Linked DNA regions of Homo sapiens: region 1 is linked to region 2. Evidence: read pairs that join two places in POLR2A ChIA-PET (ENCODE). Cell type or tissue: Panc1. All regions are shown on one strand.

What was found. Peaks named below come from ENCODE experiments on the same cell type or tissue, not always from the same donor. Only the 100,000 strongest peaks of a DNase experiment are listed, where the experiment ranks them.
Region 1: POLR2A ChIA-PET joins it to region 2 with 13 read pairs; 7 of 35 experiments call an interaction of 5 or more read pairs at or near these places.

What each region holds. Positions count from the first base shown.
Region 1 is chr6:82,353,016-82,358,015 of GRCh38, forward strand. It overlaps LOC105377875 (a long non-coding RNA gene), which reads right to left. Exons shown (of 3, transcript XR_942738.4): 2 at 2,175-2,259. Among named protein-coding and RNA genes, the nearest start is that of TPBG, 8.3 kb to the right of the region's middle. In Panc1, no CTCF peak of the experiment used is centred here; no DNase peak of the experiment used is centred here.
Region 2 is chr6:82,252,985-82,257,984 of GRCh38, forward strand. No RefSeq gene overlaps it. Among named protein-coding and RNA genes, the nearest start is that of IBTK, 7.7 kb to the left of the region's middle. In Panc1, CTCF peaks have their summits at 4,503 and 4,704; no DNase peak of the experiment used is centred here; H3K27ac peaks cover 2,615 bases.

The DNA of each region.
Region 1 (5,000 bases), 100 kb after region 2:
AATGGGAAAAGCAAATGCCAGACCAAAAAACCCACCAAAAAATGTTGCATTAAAGCAGATGAAAATAGTAATCATGTATTCTGGCCTAAACTTTTTTTAAAAATAATATTTATAGCAAAAATCTCTATAAAACAAGAAGAAAAAGAAGAGATACTAGAGTTCAACAGGTGCTGAAAAAATACATCCAGATGATTAAAAAATGTAAAAAATGAAATGTTATAATTTTGAAGTGAAGGCCTTCCTATGACACAAAACCCAGAAGCCATAAAAGAATGATAAATTAGACTCTATTAAAATGAAAAACCAAGATGAAAAACTTCCAGGACCAAAGGCATTAAACAAATGAAGAAATATTTGTAACTAATTTAATAAGGTACTAATTTCCCTAGAATATACAAATCTATTGGGAAAAGAAAGAAAAAAAAAACAACCCACTAAGCTAGACACAGCGGCATGTGCCTGTAGCACCAGCTACTCTGGAGGCTGAGGCAGAAGGATCACTTCAGCTCAGGAGTTCGGGGCTGTTGTGTGCTATGATCACACCTGTGAATGGCCACTGCATTCCAGCCTGGGCAACATAGTGAGACTCCCATCTCTTTAAAAAAAAAAAAAAAAAAAAAACAGAAGAGAAAAAAGGCAAAAAAAAAAAAAAACCTTCACTGAAACAAAATGAGCAAAAGATCTGAACAGATGGATTCAAAAAAGGAAATGTAAATGGCTTTTAAACATAAAAAGATTGTCAATCTTATTTTTAACAAGAAAAATACAAATCAGAGCCATACAAAGATTACATTTCACATGTAAGACTGGAAAAAAAATTTTTAATGATAACATAGTCCCAACATTGTTGGTGGAAATATAATTGTTACAATCAATTATGTCTGAACAGTGCTTTGGCAACACCTATCAAAATTACAAAAACCTATATCCTTTAACCAAGAATTTCACTTCTAAAGATTTATCCTACAGATATACTGGCCTGTGTGGAAGATGACAATGTACTCAGTCATTGCTGTATTGTTTGTAATAGCACAAGACTGAAAACATCCTCGTGGGCGGTGTTTAAAGAAATGGTGGTATGTCAGTTCATGGTAGATGGCATCAATAGCCCCATTTCTTCAGACCTTCCTTTACACAAGCCTTTTGCCATGCCACTTTGTAGGGCCCTTTCACTTTGTTTGGGATGTAATTCCATGCACCTTGGCTTTAGTATGTGATTTGCTTTGGTTTATAGCATATTGGCAGATGTTAGGCAAGCAGTATCTTAAAAAGGATTTACATGATTTACGTTTGCTTGCTCTTGTGCTTAACCTGTTGCCATAAGAATAGCATGTTTAGGCTATTTCACTGGTCTTAGGAGGAAGGTCAGAGCCATTTGGAACAGAGTTGTTTTATATCCATACTATGGAATGCTACTTATAAAAAAATAAAAAGGAATGAATTATCGATACTTACAATAACACGGATGAATCTCACATTAGTTATGCACAGTGAAAGAAGCCAAATTAAAAGAGCACCAACTTTATGATTCTATTTATATGAAATCTAGAAAATTTAAATTAGTCTGTAGTGACAGAAATTAAATTAATGGTTGCCTGAGGATGGGATGGTTTAAGGGCGGCATGTGAATAGAGGGATTACAAAAGGACATGAGAAAACTTTTGAGAATAATGAATACGTTCATTTTCTTGATAGTAATGATGGTTTCAAGGATGTATACATAATTATCCAATGGTACACTTCAATTATATGCAAAAGAACATTAAAAAAGAAATGTAATGTTAGGATTTGTAAGGCTGAGTAATAGGTGCACAGGTTTTTATGCTGTTCTGTATTGTTGAGTGTGTTTGCTGTATTTAAAAATAAAATATTTAAATTCACTTAAAAAAGAAATCTAGATTTTCACATCAGAGTTAGTTGATTTAACAAAGTAGTGGGAACAACAAATTTCATGAAAATAGAGCCCATGTCTGTCTTCTTCACCATTGCTTCCTCAGTTCTCAGAACAGTGCCTAGAAGCACTCATCACATACTCCAAAAATATTTATGTAATAAATAATGAATAAACTCAGTTTATCCATAGCTACTAGTAATTTCCCTATTTTAAAGAAGCTTCCAATTCCTTATGATGAAACTTGGAAGTTATCGAACAATTTTTGAGTGATGGCACATACTTTGGAGGGTGGTTGTGGAGATTATCAGAAACCTTGAAGTGTCTTTAGTTTTCTTATGAAGATGCAGGGCTTGTATTCAGGCAGTCTGCAACAACAAAGCTCTATTAGTTGTTTACAGGTGGCAGCCTCTGATTATTGAACACTGTTTGATCAGTTTTTGTGCCATACTGGTTGCAAACCGTTTTGAATCTCACCCCTTTGTAAATGTCACCCACATCAATATTTTGGGGGTGAAAGTACCGCCTGATGTCACACATTTCTCTACCGGGTTTCTATTGAAGTTCAGTATGGGCATCCTTTGGTGTGTGCCCCGCACCCAACTCCTTTATCCTATCGCTACCCACACTGTTCAGGCCATATGGTTTGACACTGGCTTGACTTTATCTCCCTAGTTAAGCTCCTTAACTTCCTTTTTTTCACTCCAAGGTAATATGATAAATTTCTATTTCAAAGTACATAACATCTCTAGTACTCTCTTCCTTAGCTTTCATATGGGGATCTAAATTTGATACTCAATTTTGTATTTGAACATTTCAAACAGTGCTAAGAACCATCCTATTGACCTCTGTATTTTAACTCACTGGGTAGGACTTATAATAAAATAGAGAAGCCTGGGTCATGTACCCAAACTTTGGCCTAACGCTATCTGCTGAACCTCTGCCATGGATATGCAATAGATTGCCTGTCAATGTGCCAGTATTGTAAATTTTTTTAAGGGAAATTGCTGGCTTTGGAGGTAGCCCTGTTTGGAAGACAAAGTGAGTACTACAGAAAAGCACATTAATAAACATTTATTGAACTGTGTTAAATTTAATTGAAATTAATTGAGTTTGGATGGTGGCTACAATTGCAACTGCTCCCATTTCTTGACTGAATTCCAGTCTTGGTTTAGAACCCATCTTGGGTAAGAACATTTTGACAAGAATCCCTGCAAACATCTTCCGTGTCACCTCCGAAGTGGAAATAATGTACATTAAAAAAGGATATTAGGTAACATTGCTAATTTAAATATTTACCATAACTTCCTTTTAAAAGACAATAATTTCAATCAAATAAGATAGGTTCTTGAAACAGATAAGTGTCTTATCCTATTCTTTCTCTAGGTATTTTTTCACTTCATCATAATCAAACTTGACTCTTTAATAAAGAATTATTAGAATTTCTCTTGGTCATTACTTAAAATATAGAGGCTGACTAAATACCATGTATCTGAAATATTAAATTCAAAAGAGAAAAAAATTTTAAATAAGTTTTCTGTGATGTTATGCTACTTAGAATTATGTCTGTATTCTTACCTTCACAGTGAATAAATCACCAAGACTTGTAGATTCTCTTAAAAATTTATACAGGTTGTTTTCAAACTTTCAAAAAATCAATGTTTCTTCTTCACAATATTTTATAAAGCCTTTTTTATTTTACAAAATGCATCTTGATAAATAATTTAAAAAGTACATACTATATTAACTAGAATATTAAAGGATAAATAAAAGAAGAATATTAGTTAATATGTAGCACTACATATAAATACTTGGGCATAACTACGATAGAAACTCAATGAAGTGGTGATATTCTTCTGCCTACTTATAAACAAGCTAGGATTTAAGAGAAGTTAGACCAATATTCAAATGAATGTTGAAATAATTTTTAAAAATATTAGACATTTTGAAATAAGAATCACTGCAAATGTAACAACTACAAATGCAAACTGATACTATATTGATGATCTGAGTAGAATGAGTGGCATGGTTATCAGAGATAAAATTTTGGTAAAGTTCCAAACAAAACAATATATATTGTTTCCTTACAGTGTTAACTGTTCCTGGAAAATTCAACGTATAATAAAACCATACTATAAGTATTTGGAGCTTAAATGTAAAATGAAGTTGTTTCTAGGCTGAGAACTTCAGGTTTTTATCTAGTCACACTGGGGATAAATTAAAATTTCTCTTGGTCATTATTTAAAATATAGAAGTTATCTGTAATCTTATATTTAGAATTATAAATGTATGTATTGTTACCTTCAAAGTGAATAAATCACCAAGATTTGTAGATTATCTTAAAAATTTTTATAGGTTGTTTTCAAACTTTCTAAAAGCCAATATTTTCTTTTCAAAAAATATTTTAGTGGCACTGGGTGCAGTGCCACTCTGTTGGGAACCACTGTTCCATGTAATCTTATGGTCTATATAATAACCAGTGGTCTATATAATCTATTGTTGCCTTGCCAATCTTTTCCTTCTACTTTAGTTTGGCTCTTTGTCATCCCTCACTTGAACCACCCAACTTTTCTCTCTGTTTTGTCTTCTTTGTCTATAATTTACCTTTTAAACAGATAGCAAATGTGATCTTTCTAAAATGCACTTGTGATCATGTCATCCCTCTGCTGAAAACTTCCATTGGCCCCCCATCACTCAGGATAATACAAACCTTTTATTTTTATTTATTTATTTTTTTGAGATGGAGTTTCACTCCTGTTGCCAAGGCTGGAGTGCAATGGCATGATCTCAGCTCACTGCAACCTCCACCTTCTGGGTTCAAGTGATTCTCCTGCCTCAGCCTCCCAAGTAGCTGGGATTACAGATGCCTGCCACCAGGCCTGGCTAATTTTTGTATTTTTAGTAGAGATGGGGTTTCACCATGTTGGCCACGCTGGTCTCGAACTCCTGACCTCAGCTGATCCACCTACCTCGGCCTTCCAAAGTACTGGGATTACAGGTGTGAGCCACCATGCCAGGCTGGAATAATACAAACCTTTTAGACTGGAGGTCAGTAATCTGATCCCACTAAATTTCAAATCTCACCTTGTACCACTCCCTCCAATGTATC
Region 2 (5,000 bases):
CCTGTGGTGTTGTGATATATATATAGGTTTTCATCCACAGCTCTTGGCTCATAACTCCCATAGCCCTTGTTACAGTCATTTGTTATAAAGTTGGGTATGTTAGACCTCAGGAACAGGCCTCTGACCTTCTCCTGCCCTTCTTCCATAGTTTCCGCACCTTTCTGACTCTGGGTCTTAAGACCCTCCCACGAGAGAGTCCCACCCTATACCCTGCGGGAAGGAATGCTGATGTCCTGAAGCTTCCATAAAAATCCAAGAGGACAGAGTTCATGAGCTTCCAGATAGGTGAACACATGGAAATTCCTGGAGGGTGGCACACACAGGGAGGGCATGGAAACTCCACGTCCCTTCCCTCATACCTCACCCTACGCGTCTCTTCATCTGTATCCTTTGCAATATCCTTTTTAATAAACCAGTAGGCCAGGCGCAGTGGCTCACGTCTGTAATCCCAGCACTTTGGGAGGCCGAGGCAGGCGGATCACCTGATGTCGGGAGTTCGAGACCAGCCTCACCACCATGGAGAAACTCCGTCTCTACTAAAAATACAAAATTAGCCAGGCATGGTGGCAAAAGCCTGTAATCCCAGCTACTCGGGAGGCTGAGGCAGGAGAATCGCTTGAATCCGGGAGGCAGAGGTTGCAATGAGCAGAGATCATGCCATTGCTCTCCAGCCTGGGCAACAAGAGCAAAACTCTGTCTCAAAAAACAAAAACAAAAACAAAAACAAAACAAAAAAACAGTAAATATAATTATTTCCTGAGTTCTTTGAGCCACTCCAGCAAATTAATAGAACTCAAAGAGGGAGTCATGGGAACCCCAACTTGAAGCCAATCAGTCAGGAGTTCCGGAGGTCTGAACTTCTGACTGGTGTAGGGGGATGTCAGAGGTATTTGAACCATAGTGACTCCATCTTGAATAGGGGCTGGGTAAAATGAGGCTGAGATCTGTTGGGCTGCATCCCCAGAAGGTTAGGCAAGAATAGTCACAGGATGAGATAGGAGACTGGCACAAGATACAGGAAGAACCTGCTGATAAAACAGGATGCAGAGTCGGGGAAAAGCGGCTCACGCTTGTAATCCCAGGGATGGGAGGCCGAGGCAGGCAGATCACCTGAGGTCAGGAGGTCAAGACCATCCCAGCCAACATGGTGAAATCCCGTTGCTACTAAAAATACAAAAAAATTAGCCTGGCATGGTGGCAGGTGCCTGTAATTCAGCTACTCAGGAGGCAGAGGCCCACGGAGGTTGTAGTGAGCCAAGATTGTGCCATGGCACTCCATCTCAAAAAAATAAAATAAAATGAAACAAAATACAAAAAATTAGCTGGGTGTGGTGGTGCACTCCATCTCAAAAAATAAAATAAAACAAAATACAAAAAATTAGCTGGGTGTGGCGACACACTCCTATAATCCCAGCTACTCAGGAGGCTGAAGCATGAGAATTGCTTGAGCCTGGGAGGTGGAGGTTGCAGTGAGCCAAGATCACACTCCAGCCTGGACAACAGAGCAAGACTCCGTCTCAAAAAAAGAATAGAAAAGAAATGCATGGAAAAAGATATAAGCACAATAAAGCTGGAGTGGCTATTATAATAGCAGAAAAGCAGATTTGAGACAAAAATTGTTGCCAGTAGCTGGGCGTGGTGGCTCACGCCTGTAATCCCAGCGCTTTGGGAGGCTGAGGTGGGTGGATCACCTGAGGTTGGGAGTTCAAGACCAGCCTGACCAACACGGAGAAACCCTGTCTCTACTAAAAATACAAAATTAGCTAGGCATGGTGGTGCATGCCTATAATCCCAGCTACTCAGGAGGCTGAGGCGGAAGAATCACTTGAACCCGGGAGGCAGAGGTTGTGGTGAGCCGAGATTGCGCCATTGCACTCCAGCCTGGGCAACAAGAGCGAAACTCTGTCTCTAAATAAATAAATAAATAAATAAAGATAAGTAAATTAATTAATTAATTAAATAAAATTAAAAAATTGTTGCCAGAGATAGAGGGCTATTTGATAATAATAAAAGGGTCAGTTCTCAGCAGGGTGCAGTGGCTCATGCCTGTAATCCCAGCACTTTGGGAAGCTGAGGCAGGCAGATCACAAGGTCAGGAGATTGAGACCATCCTGGCCAACATGGTGAAACCCTGTCTCTACTAAAAATACAAAAATTAGCTGGGCGTGGTAGCACGTGCCTGTAGTCTCAGCTACTCGGGAAGCTGAGGCAAGAGAATCGCTTGAACCCAGGAAGCGGAGTTGCAGTAAACCGAGATGGTGCCACTGCACTCCAGCCTGGGTGGCAGAGCCAGACTCTGTCTCAAAAAAAAAAAAAAAAAAAGAAAAAGAAGGGTCAATTCTTCAGAAGAAATAATGTGTATGCAGTTTTGCTACAGATGTAGTAAAAGAAAAAAAAAAGAATAATTTGTATATACCTAATCATAAAGATTCACATTCCTGATAACAGAACTTCCAAATACATGAAGTGAAAATCAACTGAGCTAAAAGGAGAAATAGACAATTTCATGATCTCAGCAGGAGATTTTAACACTCTGCTCTCAGCAATAGATAGAACAGTTAAACAAAAAAAAATCAAGAAATTCATAGGTGTTTTGAACAATACTATAAACCACCTTGACTTCTGTGATGGTTAATGTTATGTGTCAACTTGACTAGGCCACAGAGTGTCCAGACATTTGGTCAAATGTTATTCTGTGTGTGTCTGTGCGGGTATTTCTGGGTTCAAGTAACATTTGCATTGGTAGGCTGAGTAAAATAGACTGCCTTCTTTAATGTGAATGAGCCCCATCCAATCAGTAGAAGACCTGAATAGAACAAAAGGGAACTCCTCCTTCTTGATTGCTTTAGAGCTGGGACATCAGGTTTTTTCCTGCTTTCAGGCTTAGACTTAAACATGGGCTTTTCTTGGGTCTTGAGCCTGCTGGCTTTCATTCTGATACTACAACATCAGCTCTTCTACTTCTTGGGCCTTTGGACCAGGACTGGAACTATGCCATTTGCTCTCCTAGATCTCCAGCCTGCTGACTGCAGAGCTCAGACTTATCAGCCTCCACAATTACATGTGCCAATTATTTATAATAAACCTCTCGCTCTCTCTTTCTCTCTCTCTCTCTCCCTCCCTCTCTCTCATCTACACATCCTACTGGTTCTGTTTCTCTGGTGATCTCTGACTGATACAACCTCATTGATGTTTATAAAGCACCACATCCAACAACTCCAGAATACATTTTGTTTTCAAGTGCATGTGGTATGTTCAGCAAGATAGACCATATAGTGGATCTTAAAATGTCTTAATAAATTTTTAAAAATTGCAATCATACAGAGTATGTTCTCTGATCACAATGGAACTACATTAGAGATCAATAAAACTAAGATCTAGGGAAACTTCAAATATGTGTAAATAAACAAGATATTTAAAATAATCCATTGGTCAAAGAAGAAATCACATAGGAAGTTAGATAGTATTTCACACTGAATGAATAAAAATACAACATATCAAAATTTGTATGATGCATCCAAAGCAATGCCTATTCAGAAATATATAGCTTTAAATGCTTATGTTGGTGAAGAAGAGATGTCTAAAAATCAATGACCAAAAGTTCCACATAAATAAGCTAGGGAAAAAAAGAGCAAAGTAAATCCCGAAGTAAGTGGGAGGAAATAAAGATAACAACAGAAATCAATTAACTAAAATATAGGAAAGTAATAGAAAAAATTAGCAAAGCTGAAAATTGTTCTTTGAAAAGATCAGCAAAATTGATAAACTCCTTGCTAGAATTAGTTATTTAAAAAAAAAAAAAAAAAAAAGGCTGAGCGCAGTGGCTCATGCCTGTAATCCCAACAGGGGATTACAAAGAGGCTGAGGTGGGCGGATCACCTGAGGTCAGGAGTTCGAGACTAGCCTGGCCAACATGGTGAAACCCCGTCTCTACTAAAAATACAAAAAAATTACCCGCGCATGGTGGCAGGTGCCTGTAATCTCAGCTACTTGGGAGGCTAAGGCAGAAGAATCACTGCATGTACCTGGGAGGTGGAGGTTGCAGTGAGCCGAGACCTCACCATTGCACTCCAGCCTAGGCAACAAGAGTGAAACTCCATCTAGAAAGAAAGAAAAAGAAAGAAAGAGAGAGAGAGAGAGAAGGAAGGAAGGAAGACAAACATCAAGAATTTCAAGAGTCTGAGATTGTACCCTCCTGTTAAAGCTAACAAGTTAATCTGCCAGAGTTTCACGGAATCTGGCCTGCTAAATGAGATTCCTAAGCCAGAGACTAGCACTTTACCACTCACAGCCAGCAAGCAGCATGAGCTTCACATTTGCATTAGTTCTTTTAGACCCTCAAGTCCTATGAGAAAGACACAGAGTGGCCCAGGTAGGTGTTATAGGTGTTATAAATGTAGTGGGTTGGCATCTCAGTTAAGGAAACCCAGGCTTAGTAACTTAATCCTTTATAGTAGACTGCAAGAAAACCTGACTGACTTTTACCCCTGAGGTAGAAATTATCTTTATTGTACCAGAGAGTTAAAATAAAAAAAAATAAAAAAAAATAAAAACCTGTCCCTGCTCTAGAGGGCTCCACTGTCACTATTTACCAAGTGATTTGCAATACAAACATCTTTAAAAGATAACTCAGAACAAAGGCTGTCAGTGCCTCTACTCACAGGACCTGCAGAAACATGAAGGAACCCACAGGAAATTTGTTCCCAACAAGAGCACCAATTGCCAATATCAGGAATGAAAAAGTAGTTATCACCACAGATACCACAGACATTAGAACAAAAAATAAAATAAAATAAAGTAAGAGAACATTGTGAACAACATTAGGTTAAAAAAAAGTTGCCTTTGAGAAGTTGAGGGTAGGGATTGACTGAAAAGGAGAATGAGGAAACTCTCTGAGGTTGTAGAAATATTCCATATCTTGATGGAGGTGTAGGTTACATAGGGTACATGCATTTATCGTAACTCCACAAATATACAGTTAAAATTTGTGCATTTCGTTG